Regions from separate parts of the Mus musculus genome. Here region 2 is linked to region 1. The links are chromatin loops, found by intact Hi-C in ENCODE. Cell type or tissue: left cerebral cortex. All regions are shown on one strand.

Region 1 (8,000 bases):
ACACTTGTCATTCCAGCACTCAGGAACCTGAGACAGGAGGATCCCTCTAAGTTAGAGTCCAGCCTGGTCTACATAAAAAAGCTAGCCAGGGGATTTATGGTGAGGCCCTATCTAGACAAGAACAAAAATATAACTCCCCCAAAAGCCAATTCAACAGTGGTAAAGACACCAGGGCTCTCTAACCCTCTGAAACTAGAACCCATCTTTAAGACCTACTGTCTCAACAGAATTCTTTCGTTTTTTTGTTTGGTTTTTGTTGTTGTTGTTGTTTGTTTGTTTTTTTGTTTTTTCGAAACAGGGTTTCTCTGTGTAGCTCTGGCTGTCCTGGAACTCACTCTGTAGACAAGGCTGGCTTTGAACTCAGAAATCGGCCTGCCTCTGCCTCCCAAGTGCTGGGGTTAAAGGAATTCTTTACCCAACCTGAGCTCAAACTCATGACATCCCTCCTGCCTCAGTCTCCAGCTGCTGGGATAACAGGTGTGAGCCACCAACTTCAGCTTCTACAAGCCTTCTGATCACAGTCAAATTGATCTCTCTCCCCAGGACTGGAATGAGGAAGTATTCCCTTAACACTGGTGTCCTCACCTGGAATCCTTTCGTCTAGGCTAGCAAATGGGGGAAGGCACAAGGCTGACTGGCCACTGGAAAACAGCACAAGCCGACTGCACCCCCAGTGGAAGAAGCCAGGAACCTTAATGCACACTGGGCAAAGCTCTCCAAGAACCCCCATCAGCACAGGTACTGTTCACTGCCCCCAAGGCTACTCCTAAGTGCAAGTACAGACAAGGACCCAGAAAAAGAACTGTTTATTGGCCAAGTTTCAAAAGGGGAGGGCCTAGCAGATAATCCTTCCCTCTATATTTCAGCATTAAAACTCTCAACTTTCTTCCCCTATTTTATGATTTCAATGACAGGTATAGTAAGGCAAAATAAGATGTCTAAAACAGCCCAAAGCATGCTGTGAGACTTGCACAGCAGGTGGGAACCTCTCCAGGGACAGGTGTCTTGACAGATTAGGGTTACTGCTGTCAAAGTTCCCTGGGGACACACCGAAGGAAATTCCCTTTGCAGAACATCAGCTTCCTTCCACTCAGTCTGACAATGAATGCCACAGGATAAAAGGCCATTTAAAAACAATCGAGGGCTGGGCCGCAGCTCAGTAATGGAGCTCTTGCTTGTCTGGCTGTGGCAGGCCCTGGGTGCGAACTCCAGACCGAAGACAAAGGAAAAGAAGGGAGATTTCTTAGAGTGGTACACAGGATTTTGCCACCTGCTACAAGAGCTCTTTAAGCCGCCCAGTGGCCCAGTCCTGAGTCACTTCCCCTCTCTGCACTCTAGAGTGTCAATGCTCACGGGGGAAGGGGGTGGGGTGGACACACAAAAGCAAAAGACCCAGGGTTTGGGAGCTAGTCTCCAGCCACTCCCGCTCCACCTCTCCAGGTCCCCCTCCCCTCAGCGTCCCCGAGACTGCGGACCCATTCTGGAGTCCAAGCAGGCGCCGCTGCTACCTTGGCTAATGGCAGCACTGAATGAAAGGAGCCGAGGCAGGCTCAGGATTTATGAATGTGCAAGGGAGGAGGGATATCATGTGACAATAAAGGAGAACGTCTTATTCACAAAAAAAAAAAAAAAAAAAAAAAAAAAAGTGGTGAGCGAATACAGCCACTGAACAGCAGTCTCAGAGCCGGGCACGGCTAGGACCCCTGGCTAAGTACCCGCTGGGGCCCACGGGCAGCCCCGCCCCCAGCTCCCCGAGAGGGAAACGCCTCGAACACTACTAGAGCGGAGATCCAAACCTAAGTGCGACTTAGGCGGGAAGCAGCTGCCACTTGGCCCAGAGACGGTGACAAGCCCGGGTCTCCCCGAGGGGCGAGCACAAGCACCTCTGACTAAGCACCGAGAGCTTTGTTCCCCTCGGGCCTGCGGGCCGGGCACACGCACGGGCACGCGCTCTCCCTCACATACATGCCAGGAGCGCGCTTCCCCGCACGCTCTCCCGCCCTCGCTGCACACGCTTCGGATCCGCCCCCAGTGCTGCCCCGACACCGCGGGGCGCGTGTGCCGGCCCACACGCGCGTGCACACACTCACGCGCGCCGGGACTCGGCAGGCTGCTCCCGCGCTCTGGCCGCTGCGAGGACCCGGGCGCACTGACCCTGTGCCGAGCCCGACTGGCCCTCCCCCAACTCCTCCGTGTTTTTATGAATGAAAATGTGGTATGCAAATGAGAGCGATTCAAGAAAACGAAATGGCGGAGCCCGGGCCCCAGAGGGCTCCGGAGAGGGCTATGGGAGGGCAGCAGTGCCAGGAGTCACAAAGTCACCATGCACACAGACCCATCGACCCCGGGATGCCCCGCGTGGAGGGCGTCAGAGCTTCCGCTCCCGCAGCCCGAGGACCGCCCCGAGGTCATTTGCGCGCCCTTGGCCCGGGCTGCGACCTGGACTTGCAGACCCCAGGCGGTTTCTGCCGTCTCCCCCAGCCAAGTCAAGAGCCTCGCGCATAGCCCCGACAGCTCAGCCAGCGGCTGCACCCCAGGCCAAGTTCCTCCGACGAGTCCCCTCCTGCGTCCTTGGCGGCGGCCCCCACACCACCCCTCCGGGCACCCGCGTCCCACCCGCGGCTAACTTACTCGTCCGGGTGTGTTTCTTCGGTCATTTTCTTGTTCACCTAGACGCCTGTCCCGCGGCATGCAGCCTGGCTCCCTTCATCTTCCTGTGCGCTCGCCCCCCTTCTTCACATCTCCGACATCTCCTGATTTGGTGGTGGAGGGGGGGAGCTAGAGATGAAGGGGGCGCCGAGGCAGGCGGGGAAATGGAGAGCCCCGAGATCAGGGCGAGGTCTGGGAAGGGGCACACCAGGCAGCGGACGCCGTGGGCCGGCCGGGCACGGCCCCGGGGCTCTGAGGGGGTGCAGAGGCGAGATTTGGGAAGGGGACCCGGAGGGGGAGAGCAGCAGAAAAACAAGCACGCTCCGGGCGGCGGGCGGGCAGTCGGCTGCGCTGGGGCCGGGCCGGGGTCGCCCCCGGGGACCGGGCCAATCAGGGTTCCGGGTAGTGCTCGGCGGCCGGGGGAGATGCGCCTGGGAGGCGGTGCAGGGCGCCCCGTCCGAGCCCCATCTCGCCACTCCACCGATTTACTCCATATTGGATTCTCAGCGCCGCCAACAGGAGGAGGAAGTAGGGCGGAAGCGATGACGTCTTCCCAGCGGCCAGAGGTGGTGGAGTGCAAAAAGCTTCCTACTTGCGACCAAAATAAAAGAGAGAGAGGAGAGAGAGAGGAAAAAAACACACTCACAAAACACTTTGTCCCGCCTACTGAGCGTGCCCCTCTTCTACTCCCCCTCCCGCTAGCTTCCAGTCAGGGAGGAGCCTCGGAACAGCATGGTTGGCACTGCGTTTGTCAGGATCCGAATCCTTGTCTCCGGTGCTCCGGGTTTTAGGAAGCCCAAGAGGGAGGAGGCGGGAGCCGAAGACAAGAGCACATCTGGCTCCCGTTTTGTCCCTCCCTCCTTCCAAACCTTCGGATTAAAAATCAAGGGGGGAGGTGGCGGAGGGCGGAGATGGGGAGGAGTTTAGATGTTGCCAGAGAGTTTGGGTTTGGAGAAACACTGCGGGGTGGGGGTTGGGGGCAGTGCAGGTGGCCTCCGCTGGCCTCCACACGATGGGATTACTGTCATGCAACACCATGCCCACCTAGAGCGGGCATATTTTTAAAAATATGTACGCAGAAAACAAAAGGCAAACAGCCATAAAACTTTGGCATTGCAGGCAGAGATGAAGTTTAAAGGTAACACCAAAGTAAATTATCCAGTCTGTGAATAACGTTTCTTGTCTCCAGCTCTTAGAAGTCTACTCTTAGTTTACTGGGTCACAGATTACTACCTTTGATGGGGTTTGGCCAAAGAGAGACCCAGGAACTCATTACTCCACCCCCGACCCGTCTTCCCTTCCCTTCCCTTCCCTTCCCTTCCCTTCCCTTCCCTTCCCTTCCCTTCCCTTCCCTTCCCTTCCCTTCCCTTCCCTTTCCTTCCCTTCCCTTCCTTTTTCTCTCTTTCTTTCTTTCTCTCTCTCTCTCTCTCTCTCTCTCTCTCTCCCTCTCTCTCTCCCTCCCTCCCTCCCTCCCTCCCTCCCCCCCCCTCTCTCTCTCTTTCTTTCCTTCCTTCTTTCTTTTTGAATGTGCGGGGGCAGAAGGAGGATGCATCCATGCATGTCAGCACCATTTGTGGGCAGAGAGGAGAGGCTGTTGGATCTCCTGGAACTGGTTGCTAGCCTCTGTGTAGGTCCTAGGAATTAAACCACAGTCTTATGGAAGATCTTAACTGCGAGCCATCTCTTCATACCTCTCTTTAAATTATTTTTCCTACCATGGCCTAGGACCTGCCTGAGGTTTTCTGAGAGGACCTATGCACCATCTAGACAACGAGCAGGATTGCACCCAGGGCTCAACTTGTGGATTTGCCTGGAATCTGAATTTGCGATATTAAAATCCATTTCAATTTTTGAAGGGGGCACCATGTTTTCACTTGACATGGATGACACCAATTACAGAGTCACTGGGTATTTCCTGAGGTCTTGCCATGGAATAAGGGACAGGGATTATGTCCTCAAGACTAATAGACATTTCTGTTCTCCTGAATATGCCATTAGAGACATTCCACTTAGATTTTAAATAGCTACGAAACAAACTGGGGGATGAAATATTTGCTTCAAAAATAGAAAATTGCTGGACTGGATAATCCCATTCTACGGAGGCTGGGGTAGGAGGATTGATAGTAGTTCAAGTCCAGCCTGGTCTACAAGTAGAATCCTAGGCTAGACATAGCTAGTAAGCAAAATCCAGTCTCAAACAAAACCACAAACAAAAAACAAACAAAACAAAAACAAAACAGCCGGGCATAGTGGATCATGTCCGTAATTCTAGTATTCTAGAAGCAAAAAGGTGGGTGGATCTCTGTGAGTTTGAGGCCAGTCTGGCCTATATAATGAGTTCCATGCCAACCAGACTACATGATTAAGACCCTGAATCAAAGTAGTGGTCGTGGTGATGATGATGATGATAATCAGCAACAACTAAAACAAAACCCATACACAAAACAAAAGTAGCCCTCTTAGAGGTCTGTGTGTATTGAGAGTTCCACGGGGGCTTGAAAAATAAGAGTTTCACCTTTGAGTCAAGTAGAAACCAGTGGTTTCATGCTTTCCACAACCATGATCTTTGTGGATACACATTGAGGTTCAACACTGGATTCTGAGTGCTCATGACAAGTAGTGGTAAGGACGCCAAACCTCGAGACCTGCATTTTGGTTTTCTCTTAGAAGACCTGAGGTCCTGACAGTGAGGTCTCTGTTAATTCTTCAACTTTTACAGGAATAAACAAAGCAAACCTTATCTTTCTTCATTTTTTGTTTGTTTGATTTGGGGGGTATTTTTATTTGTTTGCTTGTTTCTGTTTTGTTTTTTTTTGTTGTTTGTTTGTTTGTTTGTTTGTAGGCCGTGAAGAAAGTGAGACATACTGGGTGTGGTGGTAGACACCATTAATCTTGGCAGTCTGAAGGTAGAGGCAGGTAGATCTCTTGAGTTCAAAGCTATATTAGTCTACAGAAAGAGTTCTAGGACAGCTAGGGCTAAATATTGAGACCTTGGTTTAAAAAAAAAAAAAAAGACTGGGGGTTGGGTAAGCTGTAGAGTTGCTTAGTGGTTAAGAGCACTGGTTGTTCTTTCAGAGGACCCAGGTATGATTTGCAGCACCCATATGTCTGCTCACAACCTTCTATAACTCTAGTTCCAAAGATCTGACATTGTCTTCTGGACTCCAAGAGCATGAGGTACCCAAGCAATGCATACATAGTTATACATACAGGCAAGATACCCATACACATAAAAGAAAATAAACATAAAACAAACAAAAAGCAGACCCATTCAGAGCTAGGAGATAGGTTAGTATGAGGCTTACTTGTCATCCGAGGGCCTATGCTCCTTCTTTAGCACCCACATTTGATGGCCTGCAATTATAATCCCATTGTTGAAGAGATGGAGACAGGAAAATTCCACAGGGCTTACTAGTCACTTCTGTGGTCTGACAACTTTCAGATTGAAAAGCAAGGTGGATGACTCCCAAAGAACAATAACGGAAGTGTCTAATGAATTACTTGGATCACACCGATCTATTTCTAGAGTTTGTTGTAACGTCTCGGGATTTATTTGTTTTGATTTGTCCCACTGATGTCTTATTTTTTCTTATTCTGTTACCCCCACAAACTATAATAAAATCATGTCCTTTCTCAAAAAAAAAAAAATCGTAGACATTCGAAAATAAGTAAGCAGGGCGTGGTGGCGCAAGCCTTTAATCCCAGTACTTGGGAGGCAGAGGCAGGTGGATTTCTGAGTTTGAGGCCAGCCTGGTCTACAAAGTGAGTTCCAGGACAGCCAGGGCTACACAGAGAAACCCTGTCTCGAAAAACCAAAAAAAAAAAAAAAAAAATATTAGTTTGTCCCAATCTTAGATTTAGATTTCAATTCAGAAGCATTATAACCATCAATCGGGGCACGGTAGACTCGAGAGACTGAGACAAAATAATCACTGTCCGTTGGAGTACACAGTTCCAGGCTAATGTGGGCTAGAGTGAGACCCTGACTAAAAAATAAAACACAAGTCACAAAACAACAACAAACCCAGAGAATTTGGGATTTTTGTTTGTTTGTTTTATTTTGTTTTGTTTTTTGATACAAGACTACGGTGGCACAATCTTTTATCTCAGGAGGCAGAAGGGTCAGAAGTTCAAGGTCATTGAGTTCCAGGCCAATTTGAACTACTTGAGACTTGAGTCTTTTAAAATAAAGTGTTTACTCAGTAAGATCTTAAAACTTCAAAAGTACTATCGATCTGCTCACAACTTCACGGAAACCCAGCACAGTTGCCTGCCTCTTAACTCCACAGGCTGGGCAGGGGAGGCCCCGTAGCTCTTTCCTTTCCCAGGGGCTGTGGGAAAGCCCGGAGCGCCCCTCGGCGGCCGGATCTGCAGGCTCTGCAGCGGGGCAGCTCCTGCTTTTCGAGCCGGCGGCCCTGTGGGGCGCAGTGCGGAACCCGCACTTAGGCGGCCGGACAGCCGGCTGCGCGTGGGATCACAGGCCAGGAGCCGCGGCCTCAGGGCTGTCCTCGCCTCACCCCACTCTGCCCCTTCAGTATTTCTCAATGACCGGCGCTCGAGGACACTTCCGACGCGGGGGAGGGGTGCCACTCGCGCGCCGGTTTATCAGTTCCTTCCGGCCGCGCCCGGGCCGCTGCAGCGCCTGCATCACTATGCTCGGGCGAGCAGCCGCGGGTACCCGCTGTGCCAAGGGAGCCGAGGACTGTGCAGACGTAGTGAGAGGCGCCGCGGCCCTGCAGGGTGAATGGCTCGGGCCCATTGCACAATCTCCGGTATAATTAGCCAAGGGCGGCGGTGCAGGGCTCATCCCCCGGGCAGCATACTCCGGGATCATTTTCCCTTTCGGTTGCATGGCCGGGATTTTATTAAACAGACGAAAGGCCCCCGCCCCGCCTCCCTCCACGCTGGTGCAAGTATTATGAATGAAACGCCAAGCCCGCTGCTACTGCGGTCGCCACTTCAGGTAGGAGGGTGGCTCGACCGTGCTCAGCAGCTCACCAAAGGCTCGGGTATGCATTTGCTCAGCAGAGTCAGAATGCAGGAAGTAATCGACGGAGCGAAGAAGGAAGCATTCTTTGTGTAAAAAATGTAACCGCCAGGGTTTGCCCCAAGTTTCAGTTTACAACTGTACAAGCCTCAGCCAGTTTAAGAATGGGCTATGCAAAGGGTCTTTTCGTCTGTGGCAGCTCACCTTCTAGCTAGCCGCAGCTCGGTGGGAAGAGCTGTTTCTGGCAAGTTACTACCCAATTCTAGCCCTTCCCCCACCCACTCCAGGAAAGATGGAGAAGGCTGACCTTGGGGTGCACTCCTGAACTCTTTAACAGGAAGCAAGTGGATTGCAAATTGGATCC
Region 2 (8,000 bases), 58 kb before region 1:
ACCTATTCAGCCTCCCCTCGTTTTTTTTTAGATTTATTTTTTATTTTATGTATATGAGTACACTGTAGCTATCTTCAGACAAGCCATAAGAGGGTATCAGATCCCATTACAGATGGTTGTGAGCCACCATGTGGTTGCTGGGAATTGAACTCAGGGTCTCTGGAAGAGAAGTCAGTGCTCTTAACCGCTGAGCCATCATCTCTTCAGTCTTCTTTTTTTTTTTTTTTTAAAGGCAGTTTCACTGTATATTCTGGGTTGGCTTGAGACTCCCATATGTACACCAGGCTAACCTTGAACTCACAGAGATTGACCTGAAGTCAACATAATAAAGCCATCATTGTGAGCAACACTAGTACCAAGGAAAGAATAAAAGGTCTCTAACATAAGGCCAGTCAACACCCAGCTCTGTATTCTATGGCAGTGTCGACATCTGCCTCCTTCTCACCCTTCCCCTTTCTAAAGATTAAATTTGGCTATTCAAATCTACCTGTGGGTGTGACTGTGAGGACGTACAGAGGTCGGGGCTGCCGGTAGTTAGCTCTTCCTTTCTACCATTTGGGCTGCAGACACAAACTCAGGCCATGAGTTACTAACTTATTAAGAGCCATCTACTCTGGCCTTCATCCTGGTTCTCTGGGACAGTTGCAATTCCCAAGGCACCACAAATAAACCACCTCGCCTCTGGCAACTTCCTCCAGTGAGCAGGTCTGGAAGGGAGTTCTTTAAGCCTAAGCAAAGACTAGATTAAACATAACAGGATGCTCAGAGGCACATCTCCTTGCCTTTGCATACAATCAACCTTAGCCTTTATTAAAAGGCAATTCCACCTCAAAAGACTTTCAAACATATTTTCACTTCAGTATTCACAATAAGCCAAAAGGTGGCAATAATCTAAATTCATTCATCCAGAGAGGACTGGTTAAACAATACACAATGGGTCATCGCTCAGCCTTAATAAACAGTGGAGTCGACAATGGGATGAGTTTTGAGAAAGCTAAGCAAAAGAACCCAGTCCAAAAAAAAAGGGGGGGGGGACAAGCTGTGTGGAAGTGTTGGCACAAGCCTTTAATCCCAGCACTCGGGAGGCAGAGGCAGGTAGACTCTGAGTTCGAAGCCAGCCTGGTCTACAGTGAGTTCCAGGGCTACACAGGGAAACCCTGTGTCTTAAAAAAGAAGGAGGAGGAGGAGGAGAAGTCATTGCACCATCCATTCTATTTATATTATTATCTAAAAGCCATGGAAACAGAGTAGTATGGTGGCTGTCCTGGGCCGGGGAAGAGAGTCAACCACCGTGCCTGGAGTTTCGGTTTTGCAAGGTGAAATGTTCTAGAGATCTAGAATGCACAGAATCAGTGTCACTTTAGCATACACTAAGCAGTTGCTAAAAAATATTGGGGTGAAAAAAACCACTGATTTGTGTGCATGGGGGAGGGGTGTTATGTCACAGTGCAGATGTGGAGGTCAAAGGGCAACCCCCACGAATCCATCCTCAGGCTTAATGACAAGCGTCTTGATTTGCTGAGCCCTCTCACTGGCCCTGTATCCTGGTTTCTGCCACATGAGAAGGGGGTACCTTGAGAAGTAAGGGAGCCACTTGAACTGGGTTCAGGAAGTCTGGGTTGCATGCAGGAACACTCCCAAAGCCTGAAGGAGTGAGCATCACCACTGACAAAAGGTAACAGTCGGCGCATGCGCAGGACCCTCTCCAGGCGCTGCTTCCAATGCTTAAGGCCCGTTACTCTGCTCTTCTGCGTGCAAGGCAGGTCACACACAGCTCAAACCTCTTAAGTACTGGCTTTACTGACAGAAAATGGCGTTTCTTATAATATCATCTCAAAACATCAGACGAGTTAAATAGAACAGTGTACCCCCAAACTCTGAGACAACATTCTAAAAAGAAAAAAAAGGAAGGCTAACTTATCTTTATGGGTAAATCGCATGCATATCACATGTGTGTCCACAAATTCCCTGGCACTGGAGTTACTGAAGGTTGTGAGTCTCCATGTGGGTGCTGGGAACCAAACCTGGGTCATCAGCAAAAGCAGGTGGTGCTCTTAAATACTGAGCCTCTGAACACTGAACAGTCTATATACAATGCAACACACACACACACACACACACACACACACACACACACACACCGGGATATTTTTATGATTAGACCCTTTTTATTTCTTCTGATCTCAGTTTTGAAGATTACTAAAAACAATTACAAGAGTTTTCTAACACTTCCATTTCTTCTCCATGGGAGTTAGCCATGTTTTTAATATTACTCAAGGCAGGAAAAAAAGGGACTGGCTTGATTTCCCCCCCCCTTTGGAACAAGTTCCTGCCAGATTCTGCACACTGCAGCTCTCCGGCGATGTGATGAGAACACATGCCCACCCACAGACACTAACTTTGCTCCTCACCCTCCCTGAGCAGCCTGTGACACATGCTGCTGTGCTCAGCGGATGGAATTCAAGAGCCCCAGTCAAGCAGCAGGGCCCAGGGGGCCAGAGCAATGGCAGGCAGGCAACCGAGGAAGCAAGTGTTTATAAATGAGGAGAGGAAGAGGGGAAGAAAGGGAGGGAGAGAAAAGGGGAGGAGGGAGAGGAGGACAAGAGCAGGGGGGTGGTAGGAAGCACAGAGAGGGGCAGAGAGAGTGTTTCCATTCTTTACAATTGCATGATTTACCTCTTGATTGGAATCTAAATACAGCATCTCACTGAGATTTCTCCCATAATGACCTCAGAAGACAGCAAGAACAGCCGAATCCCAGCACCACTCCCAGAAGGCATAGCGAGGAAGGGTCCACTTACAATCCAAGTCAAAAGCTTTCAAAAGAGAACTGAGGTGCCAGCCTCCTTCTGAAGTATTGGCTTTCTCTATGGTTCTCATGAGCCACAAGGAAATGGTACTTACAACTCAACTCATGTGCATGGCTCCCCTGGCTGCCCCACTTTCAACGCCAAGGCACTCTAGGTGTTAACGCACTGAACTGCCAGCAAGCTAATGCCCAGCAAAAGGAACAGTCCACAGTAGCTAGATAAGAGAGGGCACGTATCCGTTTATACTTCAGAGGGAGGCTTGTGGCTTAAGAAATTTACTCTATGCTTGTCTCTGGCTTCTCTGAGCTAAACAGAAAACCTACAATTTCCAAATAATGACAAAAATTCGTGTGTGCTCCAGACATTGGACAAGTGTGACACAGGCAATGCACGGGTAAAGCCTCTGGTGGGAGCCAGCCATGTTCTCAGCACACACTCTCATACATGTGAACAGCAGGAGCAGGCTGCAGACTCCAGAAACAGGACTCTCAAAAGCACGTGAGTATTTTTAAATGTTGGCAGCTGGTCTATAGTGATTTTAAATTAGCTTGTTTTTATGAAATAGTTACTGAATTCATATAGCTGTAATAGATCCTAAAAAGAGGAGTCTTCCAAACAGCTAAAAACTGGGAAGCTGTCTGTTCCACTAAGATACCATGGACACTATGGTCTCTTAGGATGAATGAACTCCATGACTGACACCTCCCAAGACACAGAGCGGAAAAGCACGTCTTTTGTCTACGGTTACGTCACTTGGCTGGGTTCAGAAAGCGTGGTTATCAAAACCACCATCAGCTGGATTTTGGAGTAGAGCATTCTTTCAGCAACCAAAGTTAAAAGAGGGCTGGGCCTGGGTCCAAGTGCATACACATGTGAGTGCCTAGCCCATGCCTCGCACATCAAAGGCCTCAAGTTCAATCAATATCCACTGACTACTTCTAAGCTGAAGAATAAGACCTTTAGTAGCAGTGGTAGAAGAGAAAGAACTCTAAAGACTATCTATGGTCACCCTGGGCTGACGGTTCACGGTGTTCATCATCAACGGTCACCCTGGGAGCAGCAGCCACAGCTCATGTACAAAGCTCCGAGATCTGGAAGAACTGGTCCTCACCTGGGCTAGTCCTAAGGAGACAAAGATCGGGAAAACAGGATATTTTCATAGAAAATACCAACCAATCAAGAGATTTAGCCTTGGTGGCCTGGAACTTGCTAGGTAGACCAGGCTGACCATGAATTCACAGAGATCTGCCTAACTCTGTCTTTTCTGGTTTTGTTTTGTTTGTTTGTTTGTTTGTTTGTTTTGGTTTTTCGAGACAGGGTTTCTCTGTATAGCCCTGGCTGTCCTGGAACTCACTTTGTAGACCAGGCTGGCCTCGAACTCAGAAATCCGCCTGCCTCTGCCTCCTGAGTGCCGGGATTAAAGGCGTGTACCACCACGCCCGGCTCTTTTTTTTTTTTTTTTAAGATTTATTTATTATGATTACACTGTAGCTGTCTTCAGACACACCAGAAGAGTGCATTGGATCCCACTGCAGATGGTTGTCAGCCACTATGTGGTTGCTGGGAATTGAACTCAGAGCCTCTGGAAGAGCAGCCAGTGCTCTTAACCACTGGGCCATCTCTCCAGCCCTGTTTTTATGTTTTCTAAGAGACAAGATCTTATACTGTAGTCCAGGCTGGCCTAGAATTTACAATAATCCTACTTCGGCTTCCTGAGTGCTGAAATTACAGGCATGAGCCATTATGCTTGATGAAGTTTTGACAAAGTGAACCACAAACTGAGTGTTTTTAACCAAAACTCTGGGGGAGCTCATATACATACATATATCCAAAACTATGTATTCTAGTCAAGTCAACATGCTCAAAGCTTTCCTGACCTTGAAACACAATCTTAATGAGAAGGAAAAAGGCTCTCATTTTGGATCTGAAATATTTTTAATATCAGCAAGTGCTGTTATTGAATGTGTACTATATATACATATATGCACATATGCACACAAAAATAAACGCTACAGATGTGGGCAGGGAATTCTTAGCCAGACCCCAACATACTCCAAACACTATTCTTCCTCATTATCATCCTTGACCAAAATTAGCAAGTTACGGCATAACAGGTGGCTTTCATTTATAGAATGTAAAATTAATGAAATTTAAAGGTGGTTTGTCTTGAAAAACAAGCTGGCCATTCTTTTTTTTTTTTTTTTTTAAAGAAAGAAAAGAAAAAAAAAGCACACTATAATCTACAAACAGAACATACTGAGCAAACTCCTTCCAAGTTTTCTAAATGTGCTGAAACCAATAAATGAAATAAATCTGTTTACCAGGAGTTTAAAATTCATACACCTGAAGAAAACCAAGGCTTTACTATAGGCTCTATGATAAATAAACAGGAACGAAGCCCGCCTTGCTCGCTAGCTTGGTAATTCCAGATCTGTAGATGTTCTCTCTAAGGGACCGCAGGATTTACACCACAGAGGGGACTGTGTAGTCAGTGTTTCATCTCAGGCAAATGTATGGGCAGCCAGCGGTAGTACAGGTCCTGACCCCAGGCGGAGAGCCCGTCCAGCAAGGCAGACATAGCACAGATATAAACTTAACTAGAGCATCTGTCCCGGACAAGAAGGATTTAAAAAGTGTCCTTTAAAAATATGAGGAGACGCTGAACAGTCTGTCAACACACATAGGAATGTTTAATATACTCAAATAAACAAGGCATGTGCCTCCACTAGCCAGGCATTGTTTAAATTTAGTGAGTGAAGAAAAGAGAGAAGGTTAGACAGGCAGCCACAGCCTCCCAATTATGTGGAATGATCCTTCAGGTCATGTGGAAGCTATAATTAAATGTTGCTATCAAGTCCCCACTCCCTTTTCTTCTACCTTGGAAAAGTTGATGCTCTGATTCAAGCAAATTGTGATCGGCAAAAAATAAACATATCAGCTGAGGAGGGGAATAAAGCTTTCTTGGATTAAGCCACACAAAGGGGGGGGGGGCTGGGTAGACGGTACGGATACTGAAAGATATTCATATTAGACTGTTGACACCAGATAACACCCTTAGCTACCCCCCTAGAAGGTCTGTTGTCCTTCTGTTTCCAAGCAGCATCCTTAAAACTTATTAATATAAAATAATGGGTTAAAGCCATTTTGATGTGAATCTCTAGGGAGATTCAGAGAGGGCGATGAGTGAAGAAAACCTATTCGATAGAAGATCAGTGGTTACCTGTCTTTGCATGTGGGTGAACACACAAACACACACACATACACACATACACACACACACACACACACCCCACACAGGTCCTGAGGATAATGTTTCTCCCAAAAGAATGTTACACGCAAACACTGGACAGGTTCAGCAGAGAGGAGAACAAGGAGAAACTACAACCCAAGCAAAGAGCCGGCACGTACCTGCCCGGAGATGCCATTTCCTCTACATTGTGGAGTCCAAGGGCTGCCCGTTAGCATCATCGCTACGATAAAGCTTCCGATAAAAATGGATCCTCTCAGGCTGACCTGCGAACCAGCTGGCTGCTGAGCAGTAGTTTCCCCCATATATGATTCAGTCTCCTTGACAAATATACTGCATTGTACCGGATGAGTCATCGGCGGGTTAGAGTCCGCAGTTTACAGGCCCGTTGTCATTACCCACCCACTTCCTGCTCCTCAGAAGTAGAAGCTGGGAGGCTGGCAGCTGACAGAGGCTGGGATTTTTCAATTAAAAAATTGTTTAAAAAATTCCTGTAAGTTACAATGATCAGTCATTGACAGACGTCCGAAATGCACAGGAAGCCGAGCTCACACACAACGAGCTGCGAGCTCACACACACAGCGTGCTGCGATTCCAGTCTGTAGACCCACAAGTGTGAGCCGATTGTTGCCCTGCCAAGCCACGGAACTTTGTTCAGATCTGTCTCTCTAAAGCGTCTGGTTGGGGCTTTGTTGATTCCTGTGTTGCTTTCATGTCCAATCCGGCCTGACCTCAAAATCACCATTCTCCTGCCTCAGCTTCCCTAATGCTGGTATTACAAGTGGATGTGACCATGTTCAGCTTGATTCTTGGGTTGTAGGATTACCAATTACAGGAATTATAAAAACCTATACATAAAAATGATTTTGGAGGTGGGCATAGTAACACACTCCTGTGGCCCTCTAGCCCTCAGGAAGCTGCTGACACAGGACAAGAGCGAGAGGCCTGGGTTACACAGTGAGACCTTTTCTCCAAAATAAATCAGTAATGACCACACAGGGAGCTGGGAATGCGCTCTGTTGGGAGAGTGCTTACAAAGCATGCCTAAGCCCCCAGTTCAGTTCTCCACACTGCAAAAACCCAGGTGTGGTGGCCCATTCCTCAGCACTAGGAAGGTAGGTAGAGTATAGGAGTTCAAGGTCAACCACAGCCCCAGAGAGCGCCAGGTCAGACCTGTCTCAAAAGTTACAATTACTAAAGTATGTCAGGGGTGATATGAAATGATATGAGATTTGTTATAAATATTTTATGCTCCCCCCCCCCCCACACACAATAAGTAGTATAAAGGCAGGAGGTAAAGAAACAGCAAAACTTGGATAAACTGCTGCATCTGAGACTTTATTTTTGTCTTCTGGGTATCTTGAAAAGTTTGTAATCTTTACACGCATGTTTTCTTCACCTCCTAGGATGCCGTGTGAACCAGAACAAGGTCCGTTTTTACTTGGGCATGGAGCTGCCGTGCATGGAAACGGGGGTGGGGAGAGATACCTGCAGCCTGATACCTTGTGGGTGTGGGAGCTGAGGCTGAGGCTCAGTAAGTCTTCCAGCTGGGAGGAACCACATGCCCTTAGGCCACTGTGAAGGCTCCATCAATCCCTGGAATGAGCGGTTGGTATTCCTCTCTGGATGATGAGAGCTTCCTTGTGCTCTGAAGCCATGTTCATGAGCTCAGCTGTAACACTATGAGGGAGAGGCGTCCATTCCCAGATTCCTTACATGGCTTTGGCAATGTTCCCTGAGAATGTATGTAAGTCACATCCCGAGTTCCTTATACCAACAAAGCCCTATGTAAGGTGGCAGTGTTGGCTCAACTTACTTCATGCTCTAGTCATCTGGAAAAGAAGGCTTTTGATCTCATAGCTGAGAAAAAAAAGTCTAGTGGTTTTGTTTGCATGCTAAACAAAACTAGACGGAAACCAACCTTCGTTTCAAATCCTCTCCAT

What was found. Hi-C counts contacts between places; a loop is a spot of excess contacts. Peaks named below come from ENCODE experiments on the same cell type or tissue, not always from the same donor. Only the 100,000 strongest peaks of a DNase experiment are listed, where the experiment ranks them.
Region 2: it touches region 1 in a loop (3-fold over the local background); 16 of 42 quality-filtered maps call a loop at or near these places.

The regions. Positions count from the first base shown.
Region 1 is chr11:19,919,588-19,927,587 of GRCm38, reverse strand. It overlaps Spred2 (sprouty-related EVH1 domain containing 2), which reads right to left and starts at 3,146. Exons shown (of 6, transcript NM_033523.4): 1 at 2,632-3,146. The coding sequence starts at 2,657. In left cerebral cortex, CTCF peaks have their summits at 2,036, 2,260, 3,159 and 7,003; DNase peaks (open chromatin) are centred at 3,318, 4,281, 7,064, 7,607 and 5 more places; H3K4me3 peaks cover 4,619 bases; H3K27ac peaks cover 4,153 bases.
Region 2 is chr11:19,977,921-19,985,920 of GRCm38, reverse strand. All of the region lies in intron 1 of Spred2 (sprouty-related EVH1 domain containing 2), which reads right to left. Among named protein-coding and RNA genes, the nearest start is that of Gm39603, 55 kb to the left of the region's middle. In left cerebral cortex, no CTCF peak of the experiment used is centred here; DNase peaks (open chromatin) are centred at 3,552, 5,517, 6,390, 7,808 and 3 more places; H3K4me3 peaks cover 2,042 bases; H3K27ac peaks cover 2,872 bases.